2 separate regions of the Mus musculus genome follow, and region 2 is linked to region 1. The links are chromatin loops, found by intact Hi-C in ENCODE. Cell type or tissue: heart. All regions are shown on one strand. Links, peaks and the distances in the headings refer to the core of each region. The heading gives the core; the rest is flanking DNA. Region 1 holds the start of Ppp6r3 (protein phosphatase 6, regulatory subunit 3). Region 2 holds the start of Cpt1a (carnitine palmitoyltransferase 1a, liver).

Region 1 (11,321 bases), core at 1,907-9,906:
GACAGCATATCATAATGACTGATGTTTAGGGCCGGATGGTGGCAAGGGATGGAGAGGGTAAGCAGGTGGGTTTACAATATTCTGTGCATTGCAGGTTTAACAGTAAGTAGCTTTGACCTCCACCCTCTACAGCACACCAGAGGTACGATAAGCCAAAAAGAATGCTTCCTGAGGGGAAAAATAGTTGGAATACCCTCACCTAGTATAAAGTACTTGCCTAGCACGAGTAAGACTATAGGTTCAATTCCCAGTACCACAGCAACAAGAAAAAATCATTTTACTGATTATTTTTGAAGGAGGGAGAGCTGTTTCATTGTTTCTTTGAGACAGGGTCTCATTACATGGCCCAAAATTACCTTGAACTCCAGCTCTTCCTGCCTCTGCCTCCCAAGTGCTCACAGGTGTGTTCTACTATGCCTAGCTTCATTTCTTTGGGTACTATGGATAGAGGTCAGAGCCTCATGCATCTTGATCAAGTAAGTGCCTTACAGAGCCAGACCTCCCAATCCAAGGCAATCTTTGTAGCAAAGAAATGCTTCAAGGGGCTAGAGAGATGGCTCAGTGGTTAAGGACACTGACTGCTTTTTTTTTAAAGACTTATTTATTTATTTATTTATTATATGTGTACACTATAGCTGTCTTCAGACACTCCAAGAAGAGGGCATCAGATTTTTGTTACGGATGGTTGTGAGCCGCCATGTGGTTGCTGGGATTTGAACTCAGGACCTTTAGAAGAGCAGTTGGCACTCTTAACCGCTGAGCCATTTCACCAGCCCCACTGACTGCTTTTTGAGAGTTCTTGAGTTCAATTCCCAGCAACCACACAGTAGCTCACAACCATTTGTAACAGGATCCAATGCCCTCTTCTAGAATGTCTGAAGACAGTTACAGTGTACTCATATACATAAAATAAATTCTTTAAAAGAAAGAAAGAGGGCTGGAGAGATGGCTCAGTGGGTAAGAGCACCCGACTGCTCTTCCAAAGGTCCGAAGTTCAAATCCCAGCAACCACATGGTGGCTTACAACCATCCGTAATGAGATCTGACTCCCTCTTCTGGAGTATCTGAGGATAGCTACAGTGTACTTACATGTAATAAATAAATAAATCTTAAAAAAAAAAAAAAAGAGTACTGACTGCTCTTCCAAAGTCCTGAGTTCAAATCCCAGCAACCACATGGTGGCTCACAACCATCTGTAATGGGATCTGACGGCCTCTCTGGTGTGTCTGAAGACAGCTACAGTGTACTAATAAATAAATAAATAAATCTGAAAGAAAGGAAGGAAGGAAGGAAGGAAGGAAGGAAGGAAGGAAGGAAGCAAGCAAGCAGGCAGGCTTGAGAGATGGTTCGGCAGTTAAAAGCACTGGCTGATTGCTCTTCCCGAGGTTCTGAGTTTAATTCCCAGCTACCACATAGTGGCTCACAACCATCTGTAATGGGATCTGATGCCCTCTTCTGGTGTGTCTCAATACAACTACAGTGTGCTCATATAAATGAAATAAAATTTAAAAACAAAAACAAAAAGAAATGCTTAAATTACCCTTGTCTATACACATTATATTCAAGTATTCTGTTCCACATAAACATGTACATATCATGGGTTCGTGAAACAGAAAGGAAAGTCAATTGACATCGAGATAGAACATATATATAACTGCAAGTCAAGAGGTCTGATCAATATTCTTGGTACATTCTGCCAGGCGTGGTAATCCCAGCACTCGGGAGGCAGAGGCAGGCAGATTTCTGAGTTTGAGGCCAGCCTGGTCTACAGAGTTCGTTCCAGAACAGCCAAGGATATACAGAGAAACCCTGTCTGGAAAAACAAAACAAAACAAAACAAAAAAAAACAAAACAAAACAAAATGTGCTCCATTCTAAGGAAAAGCAGCTCCTCAGCCTCCAGTGCAGCTGAGCTCTCGCCACCCAGGCCAGGCCAGGCTCCTGCCCTCTTTAGAAAGTAAACTTGGTGCTGAGTTTTAGTTGAACAGATATCTGAAAGGACTTCTTTATCATTTATTCTTCTGAAATGTAGTAAAATGAAAAACTATAGATCAACACACACGGGTAACATCTAAGATTTCAACTATCTCAACTACTAAGTTAATCATAAAAAAATCCAAGTTGATTATCAACCCTAACAAATACTGTTTTAAGGAAGAAATGCTTACTTGTCATAACCCACTTTTCTAGAGGAACTGCTAAAAGGCATCTTAAAGTAGCTAAGGAAACCCCACTTAAAGTCTTAACTTCAGTGCTATGCATTTTTTGCCCAACTATAGACTACTTCTTAAGTACTCAATTAATGCAAACTAGCAAGCCTTGTTTTTGTAGCAGATTGGTTTTTGTGCAGTTGGGCAGGGGGTGCTTTACTTTATACAAAAGCTAAAGTCGGTTAAAGCAATCAGTATACTCAAGTCTACTTGAGATGTATTCCATTAAAATACGCTTCCTCAGTGCATAAAGCAATCTAAGCAATTATCACCAAGAGTTGTCCTCTTTTCATGTACCATGGAGAAAGCAGAGAGCAGACATTTAAAAAGCTGAATTTAAGGATAACTGGATGAGTGAAAGACACTAGGGTCCCTGGCCAGACACAGTGAAGTGAGGGATAGGTCCCAAAGCACCCAGGAACAACAGCCACTCCCCAAGCTACAAGCTGAGCACATCCTTTCCGAAGTGGTTGGGACTACAACATCAGATTCAGATTCTGAAGGCTGGCAGCCTTTACCAGTTTAAGTTCCCTAATAGAAACTGCTACACAATCTAAGTTTCATACTCAAAAGCTGTCAGGTTTCAGAGCATTCAGAAATTAGGCATATTTAACCTGTACCTTTGCTGAAGCTCTCAAGACTGCAGCTTTTCAATTGCAATAACAACCAGGAAAATCTAAGAAATCCTCATATTATGATTTGGGGCAACTACACAGAAGCAGTGCCTAGAAGCAGCAGAGGAGGGGTGCTGTTTAAGATCCTGAAGGTGTTTTCTATGCATAAGTACTGGTTTAGACAAAACGCTTTCAAGTGATTTAATAGATTTTCAACATCTCATGGAAAAATTAAAATAACTTCCAGTAATTTTTTTTAGCCCAGCTGATCCTTAAACACATGGCTTTCCTAATTGTACCTAAACACTTAAAAGTTAATTTTGAACTAGGTGTGGTGGTACACACCTCTATTCATAATGCTTGTCAGGTAGAGGCAGCAAGATCAAGAATTTGAGGCAGCCTTAGCTGAAAAGGAAAGTCAAGAACATTCTAAACTACTATCATCTCAAAAAATAACTAAATAATGAGTCCGGTGCAGTGGTGCATGACTTTATTAATCCCATTATTAAAGGCAGAAGCAGTAAAGATCTTCCCACCACATAGTGAGACCCTGCCTCAAAAACAAACAAAATCATCAAGATCAAGTTGAATTTGAGAGGTATGGTCACCACTGAGCTGATTCTATTCACAAAGCACGATTCTAGCTGCTTTGTGCTAACATATTTACATATATACTCAGTTACAGTCTAATATGAACATGTTAGATAAAATTGGGACCTAACATGAGATAAACTTATGAAACAAACTTATTTTCATGGGTTACAGGGGCAGCAAAGAGGACTAATTCGCCCAAGGTCACAGGACTAGAAAGTGACAAAGGAAGATGTAATTTTCAGGTGGCCCATAAGAAAGCTCAAACACCACTGGCAACAGGGATCTTGCACCTTGCAATTTCAAGGAACATTTTAGTGGAAGGAGATCTTAAGTTCCTTTCTTACGGGCTGTGTCAACTGCAACATGACCTTGAGGGCAAAAACCAAAGTAAACTTGACTTAAGAAAATGAAACAGTATCCATATTAACAAGTGCTCTGATGCAAGGAAACCTTCTAAGTGTCCCCTCCCCCAAGCCAAAGCAAAACATAAACAAAGCTCTGGCCCATTCTAAAGAGACCACAGCAGGTAGGCGGCAAATGACAGTAGGACATGCGGTGGAGAAGTACAGACACAGAGCTACCGAGACCACTCATTCTGTCCCACCTACAACTTCAAGTCCAAGTTCTAATGAAAGACAACGGGACTGGGGAGAAAAAGACCTCCAAGTTAACAGTGAGCCGAGCTTTAAAAGCGAGGTGCTTGAAGCCACAAGAAGGGTAACTCCTCACTTCAGCTCCAAAACACCAGGGAATCTCCAATGCCCGCGTCTGTATAAAAGAGAGACTCAACGGCGGAGGATGAAGATTCACTGCGATGGCCCCGAGAGACTCGGAACTGGTTTTTGTGTGTTCCGATGACTCTGCTAATGCCCAGAAACCCACACAACTTGTTTCTCAGAGGACAAGAGTCCAACAAAAGCCTTCGCGAAGCTCTCCAGCGAGTTGACAAGCTCCAGGAGATCCCGAGAAGTCGCTGTGAAGGCCCGGGCGCGGGAGCCGGGGAGCTCGCCCAGGACCCCCGACTTGGCTCGGGGCGCGCCTCGCCTCGCCTGGGCTCCCGCCGAGCCAAGCCCAGAGTCACCTCGGCGTCCAAAGTTCGCAGTCGGCTCGGCTGACTGCCAACGCTCGGCCCGGCTGACAGGAGCGGGCGGCCCGGTCCTGGCCAGGACTGGACGCCGCCTCCCGGGCCGCCGAAGCTGCCGATTCCGGGGGGGAGGGGAAAGGGGCCGGGACGCTCCCTCCCCACGCCGCCGGGACCGGACCACCGCCACGATCGGTCGGCCGCTTGCCCGCGCGACCCGCACACTCCGCGCCACCGCCCCCTCCCCTGAGTTACCTGGAGGCGCCCAAGACCCGCAGTTAGTCGCGCTCAGGCGGGAAAAAGGTTCACCGACACCATCAGCGAAGCGCCCAAAATGGCGGACGTATCAAGCAGGCCTTGAGTTACCCCCGCCCTCCCTCCGGCCGCCCCGCAGCCAATCACAGGATAGACCCCGCCCCTTCACACGGATCATTGGCTTGTCTCTCCCGCCCCCCACAACCTATTGGACCGCCCAGCGGTTCCCTCGACTCCACTTCGATTGGCTTTGAGGTCTTGTCAGTCAAACGCGAGAGGCGCATTCTTTTTCCCATGGTCTTGACGGATCCGGAACCTCTAGACCCCGGAGTCTGAGAAACAAGTCAGAAATTGGGAGAAGCTTAGGCTGGGTCCCTCTGCCCCGTAGCAACAGCGGGGCCTCGCGTGACAGACGCTTGGGACCACCAATCCGCATAGTCAATGTAGTTTAAAACAAATGAACCAAACCAATCCCGGCTGTGTAGCTCCGGATGCGAAGAAGCCAATGGGGTAACACAATGACAGCAGGCGGTGGGGTAACGGCCGCGGGGGACGAGGGGGGGGGGAAAACCGGTGATGACGTGAGTCACAATACAACCTGCGACGGAAGTTAATTATAGCTGGGGAATTAGCTCAAATGGTAGAGCGCTCGCTTAGCATGTGAGAGGTAGCGGGATCGATGCCCGCATTCTCCATAGCATAGTTTTATCGAAGACCTTCAATTAAATTACTTCAGACAAAGTAGAGTGGCATCCCTGAAAATGGGGTCAAAATGTAAGGTTTCTTAATACAAAGGAAACCAGGCTGTATCTTTTGTCACAGAGAAGAATTTTACACATGAATTTCTTCCAACTGCTAGTGTCCTATACGTATAGTACTACACATTTACCTTGCCCCAGAACTGGGGTCCTGGACATCAGGGTCCCTACTCTCAAGTCTTGCACTTAACCACTGTCATGGCTAATCCTGGTTTTTAATTCTCCTGGGGCTGTCTAAAAAGGTGAAACTGAGCTGACCACAAGCATTCTCTACCTCCTGGCTGGTTGTGATGTGATGTGATGTGATGTGACGGGCAGACTCCCACACCTGCTCCCTTGACTTCCCTGCCATATTGGCCTCGACCTGTGAGACAAAATGAACCTTTTCTCCCTAAAGTTGCTGTTGTCAGAATATTTTATCACAGCAACAGGAAAAGATACCAAGGTGCTCCCCTTGGGTCCCTATGAATAATCTGCCTGGTTCAGTGTGGACAGGACCATAAGTTCAGGCACGCTGCAGCTGGCCACCATAGTCAACAAAGTCTCTGAGTCTTGGAAGTCTTTCATGAAGCAGGCCTTCCCATGCCATCTGGAAAGCAAGTGACCAAGGTGATCAAGCTAAGGGACAGACTCTTTTGGGAAAGTAGTAAGTCATAGGACAGGACAGAGCTCTAAATCCCTGGGGTGTTGGTAGCAGGGAGGGGAAGGGTGTTACAGAGACCCCAGGGTGGGGCCTTGGAGCTTCAAAGGCAGGACGAGCCCAGCTATGATGGGAGACTGGATAGCAGAGGTAGCTGAGTCACACAGACCTTGAGTGGCAATGCTCACACCTCAGACAGGGAGCAGTTGCCTGCATATCTCTTCCAGTAGGTCCAGCAGTCCCAGGCCCAGGCTTCACTGAAGCTCAGAGAGCACAGAGCTTATCTCCTGAGTGTCTCCTCTAGGCCACCTCTAGGCATCTATCCCCTGGGAAAATGACAGAGCCTAGCCCTTGGACTGGAGGAGACAGGACCTGCCTTGTTGGACACTCAGTGCTTTCTCCGGGTTCCCAGTCTCTGAACCCCCCCCCACCCCTGTTCTTTACACGGGGTCCAGCATGCTTGAGTCCTCCACCTCACTCATTCTGGCTCTGAATTCCACTACCAGGATAACAAGAGAGGGCTGTGCAGTTATGCAAACCCACCCTGGCCTCCAGTCCACCTTCCAAGAGAGCTGTTCCTGGAAGCAGATTCCAGAAAGAGTTCATTGCTAGTAGATCCACATCATAGTCCCCATTGTACACACTAGCTAACTACGGACCAGAGCATTCTGTCACCAGAGGCCATATAGGGGTTGGGTGACCTTGGCCAGGTGACCTAACCTTTCTGACTCTCCAGTTCTCAGAAGTACAAGTGATAACAACTATCAGCCAGGGTCAAGCACACCACTCCAGGCACTTAAGAGAGGCAATAAATGTTAACTCTGGAACGCAGAGGCTAGAAGGCTTGCCTGAGGCCACAGAAGTAGTAACAAACATTGTTAAAACTGAGGCCTATTGATAAAGAGTTAAGGTAGCAGAAAGTTCAGGGCAGGGCAGCAGTTAAAGGCTGGACCCTGGCAGGAAGGACCAGCTGGGGGTGAGAGGGGACAGCTTGGAGTGGGAGTGGGCCTGCCTTCTGTGCTATCTGTGAAGACAAAGCCCAACTGCCTCACTGAACCAAACCAGCCCCCTCCCACCATCTGGGTGAGTCATACAGTGGTCCACCAAACCACCATCCCTTCATTCATTTGTAGTGAAGACACCTGCTGGCATCTGCTTTGCCTTTTTTCTCCCAGACTCAGGTGGGTTCCAGGGACATACATATTACAACTAAGAGATAACCTGTCACCTCACTAAGACCAGGGTAGTTAGCCCATAAGTTGTCAAATATGGTGTACTCATTCCTAACCTAGCCAGGCACGTTGAAGTCAGGGAGAGCTTGCTAGGGAAGGAGGTGCCTGAGCCTGAAGCCCCACTTGCCTGTCCCATAGAGCCATGGAGTCAGAAGAATGACCAACTTGGCAAGCTTTGCATGTGACACAGATTGAGCTCTGTGTCTTAAACCTTGCAGGTTTGATGGGTCTCCTCTCCCTCTCTCTCTTCCTCTCCCTCTTTCTTTCTCTTCACCTCTCCCACCCTCTTTCAATCTCCCTCCCTCTCTCCCTTGCTCTTGCTCCCTTTCTCCCCCCTTCTTTGTTCTTCCTCTCTACCTCTTCCTCCCTCTACCTCTCTACCTCTCCCTTTCTCCCTCCCTCCTTTCCTCTTTCTCTCTCTGCCCCATTCTCCTCCCACCACTTCCCTCTAGAGTGTAACAGTTCAGTTTTCAGTCTATTTTGAAGAGCACACACATTTAAGATTTTGTTTTAAGCCCAATCAGCAGAGTGGAGAGAGAACACCTTTAAGTTCCTTAAACTTGGGGAGCAAAATAGTAGCTGCCTCAATTGACTTCATTGTAATGTAAAAGAAAGCAAACAAGCAAACCCTCTGACTTCCCCAAAGGGCATTTGGACATCTCCCATCATATACTGCAACAGAAAGAGGAGCTCTGCATAAAAACTGTAAAGTAGGTAAATTCAACCTGAGATAGCAGGGCGTGGTGGCGCACGCCTTTAATCCCAGCACTTGGGAGGCAGAGGCAGGTGAATTTCTGAGTTCAAGGCCAGCCTGGTCTACAGAGTGAGTTCCAGGACAGCCAGGGCTACACAGAGAAACCCTGTCTCGAAAAACAAAAACAAAACAAAAAAAAGTTCAACCTGAGAAAGGATGCCCCAGTGCCTTTCGTTCTTCTCTCTTCTCTTCCAAACTCTGCTGACACAGATGCAGGGAATGAAAAGGGGCCATTACAGCCCTGGCAGAGGACAAGGCCCAGAAGGGCAGGGCTGGCACACAGGTTGTTGCTGGGTCAGGTTAAGAGCTCCTGAGGTTCATGAGGAGGAACCAGAGTCTCCTAGGAGACCCAAGCAGTCACCCACTTGGCCTTTGTCTTAGTCAGGGTTTCTATTACTGTACAAACATCATGACCAAGAAGCAAGTTGGGGAGGAAAGGGTTTATTCAGCTTACACTTCCATACTGCTGTTCATCACCAAGGAAGTCAGGACTGGAACTCAAGCAGGTCAGGAAACAGGAGCTGATGCAGAGGCCATGGAGGGATGTTCTTTACTGGCTTGCTTCCCCTGGCTTGCTCAGCCTGCTCTCTTATAGAACTAAGACTATCAGCCCAGAGATGGTCTCACCCACAAGGGGCCTTTCCCCTTGATCACTAATTGAGAAAATGCCTTACAGTTGGATCTCATGGAGGCATTTCCTCAACTGAAGCTCCTTTCTCTGTGATAACTCCAGCTGTGTCAAGTTGACACAAAACCATCCAGTGCAGCCTTGAAGTTCACTCTCTTTCCCTGCTGGTTTTTACAGGTTTACAGTGTGAGAGCTGGCAAGGATCTGGACTTCCCTAAAAGGATGGCTGATAGCTGCCCAGTCTGTGAAACAGGGACCCACCAGGCATGCTGACCACTCTATGGTGATCAAGCTCCTGGAAAAGGAAGTGAAGAAGACACTTGGGGAGGGGGGGGGAGGGACAGACAGACAGACAGACCGTGGCTTGAGATCCACCACAGATCACCAGCAAGAAGCCAGAGAGGTCCTGGAGGGTGGGACCCCAGCCCTGATCTTTTGAAAGAAGCTAAATGTAACCTGAGCCCCAGCAAACTTCCAGTCATGTGGACTATTCACTCAAGATGGACACTGCCTCCGTAGCTCAGGGTGGCTATAGATGTAGACCAAGGGCTGTGGACACAGGACAGACAGTATGAAAGATCCTGACAGACAGAATGTAAAAGGTCACAGAAGCCCTGAAATTGGCAAAATAGATTTCATTGTTAGTAGAAGTAGCTTCACTGATTTAGAAAAATAGAAGTGCACAATGCTTTGGCCGTTCCTTGAACCCGTGTGTCTGCCAATGTTCTGACCGTTCCTTGAACCCAGGTGTGTGCCCACTGCTGCACCTCACTGCCAGGTGTTTGTGATATTGGTTGCTGGGATAGTCAGAAAATCTCCCCAGCAACCACAGCCGGGGCCAGTCTGGAGTTACTGCACCTTCATTAAACTCTTTCCTTGTTTCCCTCCCATACCCATTTCTTGAGAAATCAATCATTTTACATTGTTTAGATCTGGAAATCCCCTATTCCTCCCTCCTCCCCCCCCCCCCCCGCCCCGAGGGCCTATAAAAACTGGGACCTCTTTCCCCTCGGGGTCAACTCCTCTACACCTGTGTGGGATATGAGTCGTCCCCAGAGTTCTGGCTTTCCCCAATAAAGCCTCATGTGGTTTGCATCAAGCTTGGTCTCTCATGAGTTCTTGGGGGTCCGCTATTATCCCGAGGCTTGAGCAAGGGACTCCTCTCGGGGTCTTTCATTGGGGGCTCATCCGGGATTGGCACCTGAAGACCCACTTGGAGGTGAGGTTTCTTGTCTAAAAATATTTTGTGAGCCAGCAAGGTTCAGTGCTGAAATTTGCAGCTGCAGAGACCCGTACCTCGGTGTGAGGCATGGAGTGTGAACAGCAGACGTGCTGGAATCACCGGCTGTGCAGCTCTGGGGTACGCCCCGAGCGAGGGGAAGGACTCCAGGAGTCCATCTGGGGTGGGGAGTGAAGAGTCAGTAGTCTTCCTAGATTGGAGGATTTTCGCACTTCCCTGACCTTTTGCATTTCTGAGTTGGTTTTGTGTGTCCATTTGTCAGTATGTGTGTGGTTTTTGTGTCTGTTTCATGTTTTCTGTGATATTGGACAATAAGACAGACTGTAATGACCCCCCTCCCCAAGTTTGACTTTAGACCACTGGACTGAAGTTAGATCAAGGGGCCATAATCTTTCAGTAGAAATTAAGAAGGGACCTTGGCAGACTTTTTGCGCCTCCGAGTGGCTGGCTTTTGATGTAGAGTGGCCACCAGAGGGGACTTTTGACTTGGCTCTTATCTTTGAAGTTAAAGCCATTGTTTTTCAGAGTGGACCTGGGTCCCACTCGGATCAACAGCCTTACCTCATCCAGAATTCACCGCCATAAATCAAACCATGGATTCCCTGCAGAGCCCAGAGTCCCCCAGCAGATGGAGCTCCTGCCACCACTTCTGCTTTTCCTTTGCTGTAGGCGACCTGCCCGTGGACCCACAATCTCTGCAGACCCTACCATGCCTCCTTTTCCGAGAATCCGGCCAGCCTGACTGCTGGAGTCTCTTATGTTTTCTCATCAACCCACTTGAGATGATTGTCAGCAGCTCCTACAGGTTCTATTTACCACTGTAGAAAAAGAGCATATTCTCCTGGAGGCTCAGAAAAATGTTCCTGGAGTGAATGGAGACCCAAACAACCTACCCAATGAGATTAACGCTGGGTTCCCTCTAGACCGGCCAGATTGGAACTACAACACTGCTCAAGGTAGGGAGAGGTTGGCAGTTTACCACCGGGCTCTGGTCTAAAGGGAGCAGCGAGACGCCCCACCAATTTGGCTAAGGTAAGAGAGGTGATGCAGGGCCCTACTGAGCCCCTATCTGTTTTTCTGGAAAGATTGATGGAAGCTTATAGATGCTATATTCCTTTTGACCCAACCACTGAGAGTCAACAAGCCAAGGTTGCTATGGCTTTTATAGGGCAGTCAACATCAGATATTAAGAGGAAGTTACAGAGACTAGAAGGATTACATGCCATGGTTTACAAGATTTAGTCAAGGAGACAGAAAAGGTGTATCACAAGAGAGAGATGAAGAAAGAAAGAATAAAAGGGATGGAAGATAGGAGA
Region 2 (11,321 bases), core at 1,910-9,909, 260 kb before region 1:
GGATGGGGAGATGAGCAGGACTGGGGTGCATGATGGGAAAATCACAATAGATTTTTTTTAAAAAAAGGTAATTTTGATATTCTGTATTTGGTATGACTTGTTCTGTGGCCTAGAAAGATTCTAGAGACAATTCCTTGGTCTAGACTCAAATTTGCAGCAAGCCTTTTGCCCCAGTCTCCCAAGTGTTGGTCTTACAGGCTCCAATTCACCATGTGGCAAGAATGACCTTAAACTTCTGATCATCCTACCTCCAACTCCTGAGTGCTGGGCTGACAGGCATGCACAACCTTGCCTTGTTTGTATGGGGCTACGGAGCAAACCGAGGCCCTTGTGCTTGCTCGGCAAGCGCTCTACCAACTCTGCTTCATCCCTAGTCCCTCAGGGTCAAACCACAAGTGTACTAGGACTTCCTTGCTCCCGTGGACTCAGGCTACACTAGATCACGTGTAAGGAAATAGAAAATATTCAAATGCATTTTAAAACCTGAGAAGAATAGCATTAGCAAGTAGAACAGAATAAAGCAGACTTATAAATACCAGACCCACAGCTCCTTGAGCAGCAGCTAGGGCTACATTAATAAATAAATAAATAAATAAATAAATATCCTATCTCAATAAATAATCTTTTATAAAAAGAATGCCAGCAGCTGGGGTTGGGGATTTAGCTCAGTGGTAAAGTGCTTGCCTAGCAAGCCCAAGGCCCTGGGTTCGGTCCTCAGCTCCGGAAAAAAGAAAAAAAAAAGAAAAAAAAAAAAAAAGAAGAAGAATGCCAGCAGCTGCTCTCAACACACAGAAGCCAGCTCAGCCCTGCCCACAGTGAGTCCCCTGGCGTCCTATAACCTGTGGAAAGAGCCCTTCTGTCAGGGGAGTCCCAGTTCCTACATCCTAATTATGACCCTCTTCTCCCATCCTCAGGCCCTTGGTGGTCTGAGACCTTGCACCACCAGACTTCAGCTCAAAACCATTTGCCTCTCTCGGGTATGATGACACTTGTCAGATGCAGTTGCCAGCAAGACAAAGGTGTGATTCAACTTTCAAGTGAGCACATGTCAAAGCAAGTCAGAAAAGACTCTGGAAGCTGAGTCTAGCTCTGGAAGATATGAGCCTGAGAAGTTGAAGGGATAGATAGCCAAGTGATTAAAGCACTTACTTGGCCATGAAAGTCTGAGGATCCAAATTCTGGTCTCCAGAAAACCACATAAAGACTGACCAGTAAAATTCCAGCTTTCGAAGGCAAGAGATAGGGGGTATCCAGAACATACCGGCCAGCAGGACTAGGCATATCAGTGAGCTCTGGATTTGAGTAGAAGAGTCTACCTATCAATCAGTGAGCTCTGGATTTGACTGGGAGAGTCTTCCTCCGTGAATGGGGTGGAAGAGCCCCATTCTTGTGATGGAAGATGGCTCTTACATCAGCCTCAGGCCTCCCCATGCCTGTGCACCCACATGCACAAGTATCCTCACACGTGCAAAAACATGTGTGCATGTAAATTCATTTTAAATTATGAAAATGTTTAAATTTGTATTAAGAGTTGCAGCATGGTAGCAGAGCAAATGACAGAAGATTCTAGAACCTGGGAAGAAAGCATGCTGTAATAGACTAATTTCCAAAGCAGTTAATACCAAACAGAGCAGCAAAGCCCAACCTTGAAAAGACTCTTCTTTGAGACAAGGTGTAGTTAATAAAGCTTGAGCTGGCCTTGAACCCATGACCCTCCAGCCTCTGCCTCCCAACGACTGGGATTACACATGCACTGTGCTGCAGCACTCTTGCTTTGCCTGCCCCTCACTCTTCAGCCCATTAAAAATCTTACTTCTACCCTAATATGTCTTCATTCCCCCCTCTTAAAATTATTTTAAAATAAAAATATTAGTCTGAAGCTGCATTAATTTATTGCTATTTAAGCTGTGTGGCAGCGATCTGTGCTTGTTCTTTCTCCTTCTCCCTCCAACCCCTATACCCAGGGTCTAAATGGGCTTGGTTGGCCTGAAACTCACAAAGATCTGCCTACCTATGCCTCTCTCTCTCTCTCTCTCTCTCTCTCTCTCTCTCTTCTTTTTCTTTTTTTAAAATTTTATTTATTTAATGTATGAGCGCTCCGATGCATATATATCTGCCTGCCTGAAGAGGGCATCAGATCCCCCCTATAGATGGCTGTGAGCCACCATGTGGTTGCTGGGGATTGAACTCAGAACCTCTGGAAGAGCAGCCAGTGCTTTTAGCCACTGAGCCATCTCACTAGCCCATTTGTTTGTTTCTTTGTTTGTTTGTTTTTAAATTTTGTAATTATATTTATGTACAGAAAACTTAGTGTACATTTAACCCAGTGTAGTGGCGAGTTCTTTAGCCTTTGCTTTTCCAGCTTGGCAATGCGAGCCACAGACTTAGGACCCAGGACGTTGCCTCCCTGTGGCGACGGATCTCATCATATCTGTCATTATAATTGGTCCTAATAGCTCCCACCAGCTTAGCCAAAACACCCTTGTCTTCCGAGTTACCCTGTGTGAAGGCAACAGTGGTGCATGTCTTCCTGTGGACCAGGCATCCCAGTCTGGCCTTTCCCTGGATGATGCAGTAGGGCACCCCCATCTTTCGACACAGGACAGGCAGGAAAACCACCAGCTCAGTGGGGTCTACGTCATGGGCAATCACCACCAGCTGAGCCTTCTTGTTCTTCACCAAGGTGGTGACTGTATTGACTCCTGCTAGGAGAACAGGTGGTCTCTTAGTTGGGACGTCGCCTTTGCCTGCAGCTTTCTTCTCAGCACGGGCCAGTAGCCTTTGCTTCTTCTCTTGCTTTGTCTCTGGCCTGTACCTGTGGGCAAGCTTAAGCAGCTGAGTAGCTGTTTGCCTGTCCAGCACCTGGGTGAACTTCTTAATGGCAGGAGGTGCTTTGAGACACTTATAGGGGATGGCTCTTTGCCACTGCAGCTTGATGTAGCCAGGCCATTTAACAAAGTGTATTAGATCTCTTTTGGGCTGGATATCCTGACCAATTCCAAAGTTCTTGGGCCTTTTCTCAAACAAAGGATTGACCACCTTTTTGGCGTCCTGTTTCTGGACGACAATGATGACGGCTAGGGCCGAGGACACCTTCTTCCCCGTGGCCTTCTTTTCTTTGGGCGTCTTGCTTGGCTGGTGGAGAGAGAAAGTGCCTCTGCCTCTTGAGTTCAAGAATTAAAGAAACACTCCTGCGAACCCAGCCTTTTAACTTAATTTTACTTAATAATAACGATGGTGATGATAATATTTATTACTGTGTCTCAAGAATGTTGGTTTCTTTAAAAGTCAAGTTATGTTATGTGCCTGTGTTTTTGTTAGTTTATTTAACCCCAGGTTTGGGATAAGAGGCTGCTTCACAGCAGGTGATTATGATTTGCCTCAGCACTAGCAGGGCAGTAATTTTTGCCAGCACAGATATTTTCATTTGGGAAACTCTGAAGAGGGTATACATGGGAGAGTCCCCAGAGGGCTGTGGCTGCTGCTGCTCCCCCTGCTCCCCCTGCTCCCCTGCTGCTCCCCCTGCTGCTCCCCCTGCCCTCTGCTGCTCCCCCTGCTCCCCTGCTGCTCCCCCTGCTGCTCCCCCTGCTGCTCCCCTGCTGCTTCCCTGTTGCTCCCCTGCTGCTCCCCCTGCTCCCCTGCTGCTCCCCCTGCTGCTCCCCCTGCTGCTCCCCTGCTGCTCCCTGCTCCCCTGCTGCTCCCCTGCTGCTCCTCCTGCTCCCCTGCTGCTCCCCTGCTGCTCCCCCTGCTGCTCCCCTGCTGTTCCCCTGCTGCTCCCCCTACTCCCCCTGCTGCTCCTCCTGCTCCCCTGCTGCTCCCCTGCTGCTCCCCTGCTGCTCCCCTGCTGCTCCCCCTACTCCCCCTGCTGCTCCTCCTGCTCCCCTGCTGCTCCCCTGCTGCTCCCCCTACTCCCCCTGCTGCTCCTCCTGCTCCCCTGCTGCTCCCCTGCTGCTCCCCTGCTGCTCCCCTGCTGCTCCTCCTGCTCCCCTGCTGCTCCCCTGCTGCTCCCCCTACTCCCCCTGCTGCTCCTCCTGCTCCCCTGCTGCTCCCCTGCTGCTCCTCCTGCTCCCCTGCTGCTCCCCTGCTGCTCCTCCTGCTCCCCTGCTGCTCCCCTGCTGCTCCCCTGCTGCTCCCCCTGCTGCTCCCCTGCTGCTCCCCTGCTGCTCCCCTGCTGCTCCCCCTGCTGCTCCTGGTTGCTTTTGTTGCAGTTTGTCTGGGGTCACAAGCAAAGAGAAGAGAAGTTGGAGATATCCTGACAAGGAGGACTGAACTCGCCCCAAGGAACTCAAGGCCTCTAGTCAGCAGGAAGTGGTCTAAACAGGTGCACACCTCCTTTCCCCTCTCACCTTCCTTCTCTCCTATCTGATGTTGGAAGGGATTAGCGTACAATAACTGTTTGGAAGGGAGGCAGAGAGATAAGAACCCAATAAAATAGCTAAATAATATGCCAACATTATTGTTGTTGTTGTTGTTTCTTTTTAAAATTAATATCTGTATATCTGTTTGCCTTCATATATGTCTGTGCACTATTTGTGTGCCTAGTGTCCTCAGAGGCCAGAAGAGGGTATACGGTCCCTCATAACTCAAGTTACAGAGGATTGAGAGCCACCAAGTGGAGGTGAAACAGAGTCCAGGAGCTGGATCCTCAGCAAGAGCAGCCTCTGCCCATAACTGTTGAGCCTCGTCTTCAGCCCTTTCATTTTTCCACCCAAGAAAAATGAAAAATGAAAGGCCTAGGGCAGCCACACAGTAAACCTCAGCAGAAGACCGGAGTTCAGTTCCCAGAATCTATACAGAGCCGCTCACAACCACCTCTAACTCCAGCTCCTGAGACCTAGTGCCCTCTTCTAACCTGAGGGCACCCACACATCCGTGAACACAGATAAAAAGCTTTAAAATCTTTAAGAATAAATAAATAAATAGATAGATATTTTAAAAACAAAACTCCTAATGACAGAGCTTCTTGCCTCACCTGTTTCCTCTACCCCCAGAGGCTCTGTCACCTACCTAGGCATCAACTGGGCACAGCCCAGACTTATCTGAGGACATAACATGAGGGGAATTGCCTCATTCAATTGGCCTGTGGCACATCTGTGGGAGTAGCTCAATTGGTAGGGTACTCAACATCCTGGCCATTGTCTCCAGCACCACACAGACCTGGCACAATGGAGCACATCTGCAGTCCCAGTATGGGCAGGTAGTGGCAGGTGATCAGGAGTTCAAGGTCACTCTTGGCTACGTCACGAGTACCAGACCAACATGCACTACTTCTCAAAGAATGGTAGGGTGGAGGGGCAGGAGCACTCACTGGACACTCTTGCCGAGGACCCAAGTTCAAGTATTCCTAGCATCCAGATGGTAGTTCACAAGCATTTGTGCATGGAGCCTTATCTGTGTATGTTCGTGAGTGTGTGTGTGTACCATTTCCTGCTGAGCCATGTCTCTGGCCCTGACTTCATTTCCTAGGGTAGGAAACTGAGGCTTACACGGGACCAGGAGGGGCTCACACTGACACACCTAGCCCTGGTCTTGTGGCTTCGATTGTTTCTTCTCTGGGATAGTAAACACTGCCAACTTTCCTTTCACTGGGTGCTCGGGAAGGCAAGGCAGAAGAAAACAGTGGAGTGGCCCCCAAAGTGGGACAGGCAGGGTACATTTCACAGGACATTTTCACTCTCTGGTGGGAACAGCGGGACACAGAAGAAGCCTCATGGACTCCAAGTTTCTTTTCCCACACTCGTTGGCAGCCTTGGGTTTGTTATCCTTGCGACAATGCCACTGTCCTCATGAAACCTGGTGACGTTGGCTGAGCAAATACTACCTCCGATATTGACTCAAAACGTGTACAGGGGCTCAAAGTTCAAGTTCAGTGGGGCCTGAGGCTTGGAGGAGGAGGGGAAAACACTGCCTCCTGTGATTACAACATTCTTTAGTATGAAGTAGAGTTCCCTCAAAACTAGGTCTCATAGCCAAGTCCCCAAACGTCTTAAGCACTTTGGATAGATATCTATTGAGTCCTGCCAACCGGAAAGGAGGCTAGAGAGAATGACCATGGAGCAGCCATCCTCTTGGCAAAACAGTGGGGGCTGTGAAAATTCCCTGTCACATATATTAGGTGGGATAGTTAGGGTTGGGATGTTGTTTGGCCTTCTACACATAAGACCTTGGCTTCCAGCTCTAGTACTGAAAAAAAAACCAAACCAAAACAAAACAAAACAAACAAACAAACAAACAAAAAAACGAGGGCTGTGGTAGCTCCGTGGCAGAGCACCTGACTAGCATGCATGCAACCCTACGATTAATCAGCTTATCTTATTCTTTCCATTGTCCTCAAACTTGATATGTGGCCAAGGACAATTTGAACTTCTTGCTGGGATCACAAGTGTGCATCATTATACCCTCTTTATGTGGTGTGGGGGATGGGATCTAGGACTTCATGCCTGCTAGACAAGCGCTGTAATACTGAGCCACATCCCCAGTTGTGGTTTGTTTTTTAGATTAAAAATAATGTGTATGGGAATGTATGAACATATAAATGCAGGTGCCCATGATGGCCAGAAGGGGGAGCAAGATCCCCAGGAGCTGGAGTTATAGGTGTTTGTGAACATTGAGACTTGGATGCCGGGAACCAAACTGTGGTCTTGGGCAAGAGTAGTATTCGTACTTAGTTACTGAGCAATTTCCTCCAACTCTGTTTTTGTTTTGTTTTGTTTTGTTTTGTTTTGGTTTGGTTTGGTTTGGTTTGGTTTGGTTTGGTTTGGTTTGGTTTGGTTTTTGAGACAGGCTCACGCTGTAACCCAGGCTGGTCTCCAACTCATATATGATCCTCCTGCCTCAGTCTCCCAAGTAATGAAATTACAGATGTGAGCCACCACACAGGGCAAACGTATCCATCGTGAGCAGCTGGCACAGTCTATGGGATTGAAACTGAGAAAGAATGTGAAAAATAAACAGGCGAGCTTGAGAAAGGTTATTCTAGCCTTGGTGCCAGTTCCTGGTATATTTTCAGCGCTCAGGGAGTTTAGGTTAATGCCCCAAGCTTCCCCATCCCCACCCCGAGGGGCGAGGGGGAGGTTAAGCTCTTTATTAATAGCCACTCCGGGAGCTACAGTCCTTGGGAAAAGGGCTATGGTGAGGGTAGAGGAAGGAAAATGAGGTCCCCACAGGATAAAACCAGGTGCAGGCGGCTCTGGCTCATTATGGTGCCTCCCCAAGGCACGAGGTGTCTGAGAGTTCCTTCTGATGTTGTCTCCGCCCCTGCTCCTGTCCCTCCTGGCCGGCAGGGAGGGCCTGCTGTCAAGGCCGCTGAGCCTCCTGGACAGACAGGGCACAGGGCCAATCCAGAGGGACGCAAAGCAGGACGCCAAGAAAAGAGGAAGTGTCCTTGGGGAGGGGACCGGTTAGGACTGGGGTTCTAGGGAGAGAAGGAAGGGCATTTAAGGTGAGTCCAACAGTCCAGGACTTAAAAGGAGCCTTAAGTAGGGGGCAGCAAGAGGTGACACTAGAGCCATCGAGGCCGATGAGGCCCGGGGGACAGCAGAAAGTGTTTCCAGATAGCACCTCTGCAGTGCCAGCCACATGTCACACTGGTCTCTGCTTCCACGCTCAGGAACAGGTGCTCAGATAAGGATGCTTAAGAAGATGGAAGGCGTTTGGGTGTGTCAGAACAATGAAGGCAAGTGAAAGACCCCGATTCTCTATGAGTCCCTTCACATAAACTAAAAATCTCAAAGTTACACCCAACAATCGCCTGTCCTTTTAAATAATAGAGGTGTAGGGGGAGATGAGATACAGCAACAGTTAACTACAGTTGGGGGCGGGATCAAGGGGAACTTTCATTTTCTCTATGGAACCCTTCCACGGCAAGGCAGAGAAAGATGGAGGCAAACAGGGCTCTTCCATGACCAGGCGTGCTTGACCTCAGAGCTGCGACTCTTCCTTCTTCAGCGCATTTATGGAGAGCTTGCTACACGCAGGGCCTGGAGCTGCAGCCTGGGAGGGCGCCCCATCTGGCGGGTAGAGTGCTTTGCCATGTCTGGCCCGACTTCTCTACACCCTGTTCACAACTCACCCTGCAACCTTCGTTCCCCGTGTGCTGCCAGCGATCCCCCTCCAGAAGCCACTCTGTCCGAGGTTCCAATCACTCCCCTATTGACACCTATTCGTTCTCAGCGTTCAAAGAGTACTTCGATTCCGTTGCTTTTGGGCGCAGAGACTTGAATCCAGGACCTTACACAGGCAAGGAATGCACGGCATTGTGAGCTACCCACACACCCTAATTGTTCCGCAGATGAGGGTTCCCCCGCCCCCTGACGATTTTATCCCAGGGAGACTATGAGTGTGTTGGCCTCTGGCGCCAACCTGCCCCCGGATGTCAAACATCTGTTCTCAAACTTGGAACCTGAGCTTACTTCTTCATTCTCTGATGTTAGACAAGCCGTTCTTCCCAACACCACCCCAAGCGTCCCACTCCCCTTTTTTAAAAAAAAAAATAATCAACCAAACAACCAAACAAACCAAAAGTCTGGAGCAAAATCAGCATAACTCCCGCAGGGTTGCAGAGAAGTTTACGGGCGGATTAGTGTAAACCGCGAGTGTAAGCCAAGTATGGTGCAAAGAGCTGTTTTGGACATGGCTTTAATGAGTTGGTCCCTTTTGTATATGAAGAAACTGAGGCTCTCAGGGTAAGGAATGTTGTCCTAGGTCTGCCGTTGGCAAGCTCGGGACTTAGCCTCAGTTTCCTTACTGACCTCCTCCCCGCAGCCCCGCCCCGTCCAGGCCCCGCCCCGTCCTGCCCGCGCTGCAGCCCAGCTGGGCTCAGCCAATCACCCGCGGCGCGCGTCGGTGAGCCTGGCCTCGCCCGCCCCGGCCCGGACTCCGCTCGCTCATTCCGCCGCCGCCGTCTGCAGACTCGGTAAGACACCGCGAGGGCAGCGCTGCGGCACCGCCCTGGGCTGGGCGCGCGGGTGTCATTCTTAAGAGTGTGGAGGGAGACCCAGACTGTGCCCGTAGGGTACGCGTGAGCCGCGCATTGGAGAAGCAGAGGGCACTCCCTCCCCCGCGCAGTGACGGATCTGGGGGATCCCGGGACGGGAGGAAAGATGCTTGGTCCCCAGACTGGGCAAAATGCCTCCACTCGGGACGCGTGGGACCTCGGCTCGTGGTGTCCCGCCCCACGGTGGATTCACTCACCGCGTGGGTTTGGGGTCTTCATTGCTCTGTGAAAGATGCTTATGATTAGGCGTGACTCCTTGGTCCCTGACCAGTAGGAGTGTCAACTCCCTTTCTGACCCCTGCTCACTCCCCACTCCGCGGGTGGCTTGGGGCCAGTGTGGACGCCGAGCGTTCTCCAGGCTCTTTCCACCCGCTACTCTGCAGGTGGATTGGTTCTCGGGGTCCGTGAGGGTCGGGCTCGGCAGTAGGAAGGATGCTCGCACAGGGGACTTGGCAGGTGGCCGGTGCCCTCTCTTCGTGCGGGTCCCTGCAGTATAGCCTTCGGGACACACCCTTGGCGCAGAGACTTAAGTGTTTTGCACCCCTCACCGCGGTTTTGCCCGGGGTTCAAGGGCAGGTGGGTGTCAGAGACTGCCCAAGGTCGCGCCGGGACCAGAGCCCGGGAGGGTGGGGGCGTCACGTGACCTGGCCTGAGCGAACTTGGCCTGGGACAGCCGGACAGCACGGTCTGGGCAACCAGGCTGTGCGGTAACAGCGGGTACCCTTCGTTTTTCTTCATCTTATTGTGAATCGGGTCTGGTTTTCGTTGATGTCACAGAACACAGATGAACGCTCAAGTTTTTAAGGAGTTAAAAAGTTCCTAGTGTGAACCAGGCTACATACAATCAAGCTCAGTACTCTCAGCTCTGGGCCGACTCTCGTTCCGTGCATTTAAATAGTTGTCCAAAAACAGATTTTAGTCGGAAACTGCTAACTTTGGAAGTTCGCAAATAAAATGAAAGTGAGTTTAGAAGCCTTTCGGAACGCGTATTTAGTTACAGCATTTTGTTGCACAGGCGTCTGGTTTCTGGTCATTCCTGATATTCAAGCGTGTTTATCACTGTCAAAACCACAAGCCAAATGACTAAAACACAGCTTTGGCCTTTTATTTGTGCCAGCAAGCATACATCACCACCACCCCCTTCCTAGTCGGTCGACTCAGGACTCAGTGAGGACCTAAAGCAGAGGACTGTGGTGTGGGGAGGACAGTGCTTGCTCCGGGGCAGTGCAGAGTAGTAGGTAGGTCTGGGCAGCGTCCGCATTCAGAGTCCTGGGCTAGACTGGTTTTGCTGCAGCACCCGGAGCTCTTTTGTCATGTAAATTATTGCTTTTCTTAACTAAAGCCTCGCTAGACTTAACCTTACACTTGAATTTTCTCTTTTATCTATTTATTTACTTTTAAAAAATGAGATAGGATCTCATGTAACACAGGCTGCCCTCCAGCCTGCTCTGTACCCAAGGTTGGTTTTGAACCCCCGATCTCCTTCCTGCACCCACCCATAAGTGCGGTGATTATAGGCGAGCACCACCACGCCCGGCTTTGAACTCCTTAACCGTCTTTGGAATCAAGCTCCGGTTAGGTTTTGTATCAAAAGTGGCCGAAGCGGCTTCCTGCACAAGACAAAACCTTTCGAGTTTGAGCTAGAAAGCCACCTGACTGCAGATGAGGGGTGGAACGCCTCCCTTCCGCCGCCGCTGCGCTTGGCCCTGACCCAGTGGTCACGAAACCGGCAGGCCTGATTCTCTCGGGAGTTTGGGGCGCTGGCCGGGGTTTAGCCAACCCTGATTCCTCTTGCCCATTTTGCCCATTCATAAAAGCGCTGCAATTTTTACTTTATTTTCCCCTTGGGTTTCGCAGCGAAACCCTTCGAGGCACGGTGCCGGCTGGCTGTTTTGTTGTATGCGACAGCTGTCCTCGGACAAAGCGGATCGGTGACTCCGGGATGGCAGCGGCGACGCGTCGCTCCGGAAGGCCTGCGTGGGCTCGGCCGGTGGAACAGGATCCGAGCGCCCCGGACGCGCCAGCACGGGGGCGGGGCACCCGTAACCTTTCCCCTACTTTTCTCAGCCGTCACGTGACCCGGCTGGGTAGGGGAAGGGGCGGGGCGGGAAGCCGCTGTTGTTAGTGCCCTTCCCTTCCCCAGCGCCTTGAACTTGCAGTCTGGATCTGCAGGCGGCTAGAGCCACGCGACTTTCCTGTACTTTGACCGTTTGAAGGTTTTTTTTTTTTTTTGGTTAGAAAATATGTTTAGTCACTCTTCAGTCACTCTTCATAGATATTTACCGGTAGGCCCGAGTCTTAAAGCTGGTGGAAGTCTGCATTTGAA

What was found. Peaks named below come from ENCODE experiments on the same cell type or tissue, not always from the same donor. Only the 100,000 strongest peaks of a DNase experiment are listed, where the experiment ranks them.
Region 2: it touches region 1 in a loop (2.4-fold over the local background); 5 of 42 quality-filtered maps call a loop at or near these places.

The regions. Positions count from the first base shown.
Region 1 is chr19:3,570,888-3,582,208 of GRCm38, forward strand. Ppp6r3 (protein phosphatase 6, regulatory subunit 3) reads right to left here and starts at 4,862. Exons shown (of 24, transcript NM_028999.1): 1 at 4,754-4,862. It overlaps n-TAagc9 (a tRNA gene), which reads left to right and starts at 5,376; the gene lies at 5,376-5,448. In heart, for the core only: no CTCF peak of the experiment used is centred there; DNase peaks (open chromatin) are centred at 5,034 and 6,154; H3K4me3 peaks cover 2,889 bases; H3K27ac peaks cover 3,583 bases.
Region 2 is chr19:3,314,461-3,325,781 of GRCm38, forward strand. It overlaps Cpt1a (carnitine palmitoyltransferase 1a, liver), which reads left to right and starts at 8,841. Exons shown (of 19, transcript NM_013495.2): 1 at 8,841-8,914. In heart, for the core only: CTCF peaks have their summits at 2,142 (motif pointing right), 6,560 (motif pointing right), 7,272 and 8,008; DNase peaks (open chromatin) are centred at 7,331, 8,301, 8,941, 9,601 and 1 weaker place; H3K4me3 peaks cover 3,063 bases; H3K27ac peaks cover 2,956 bases.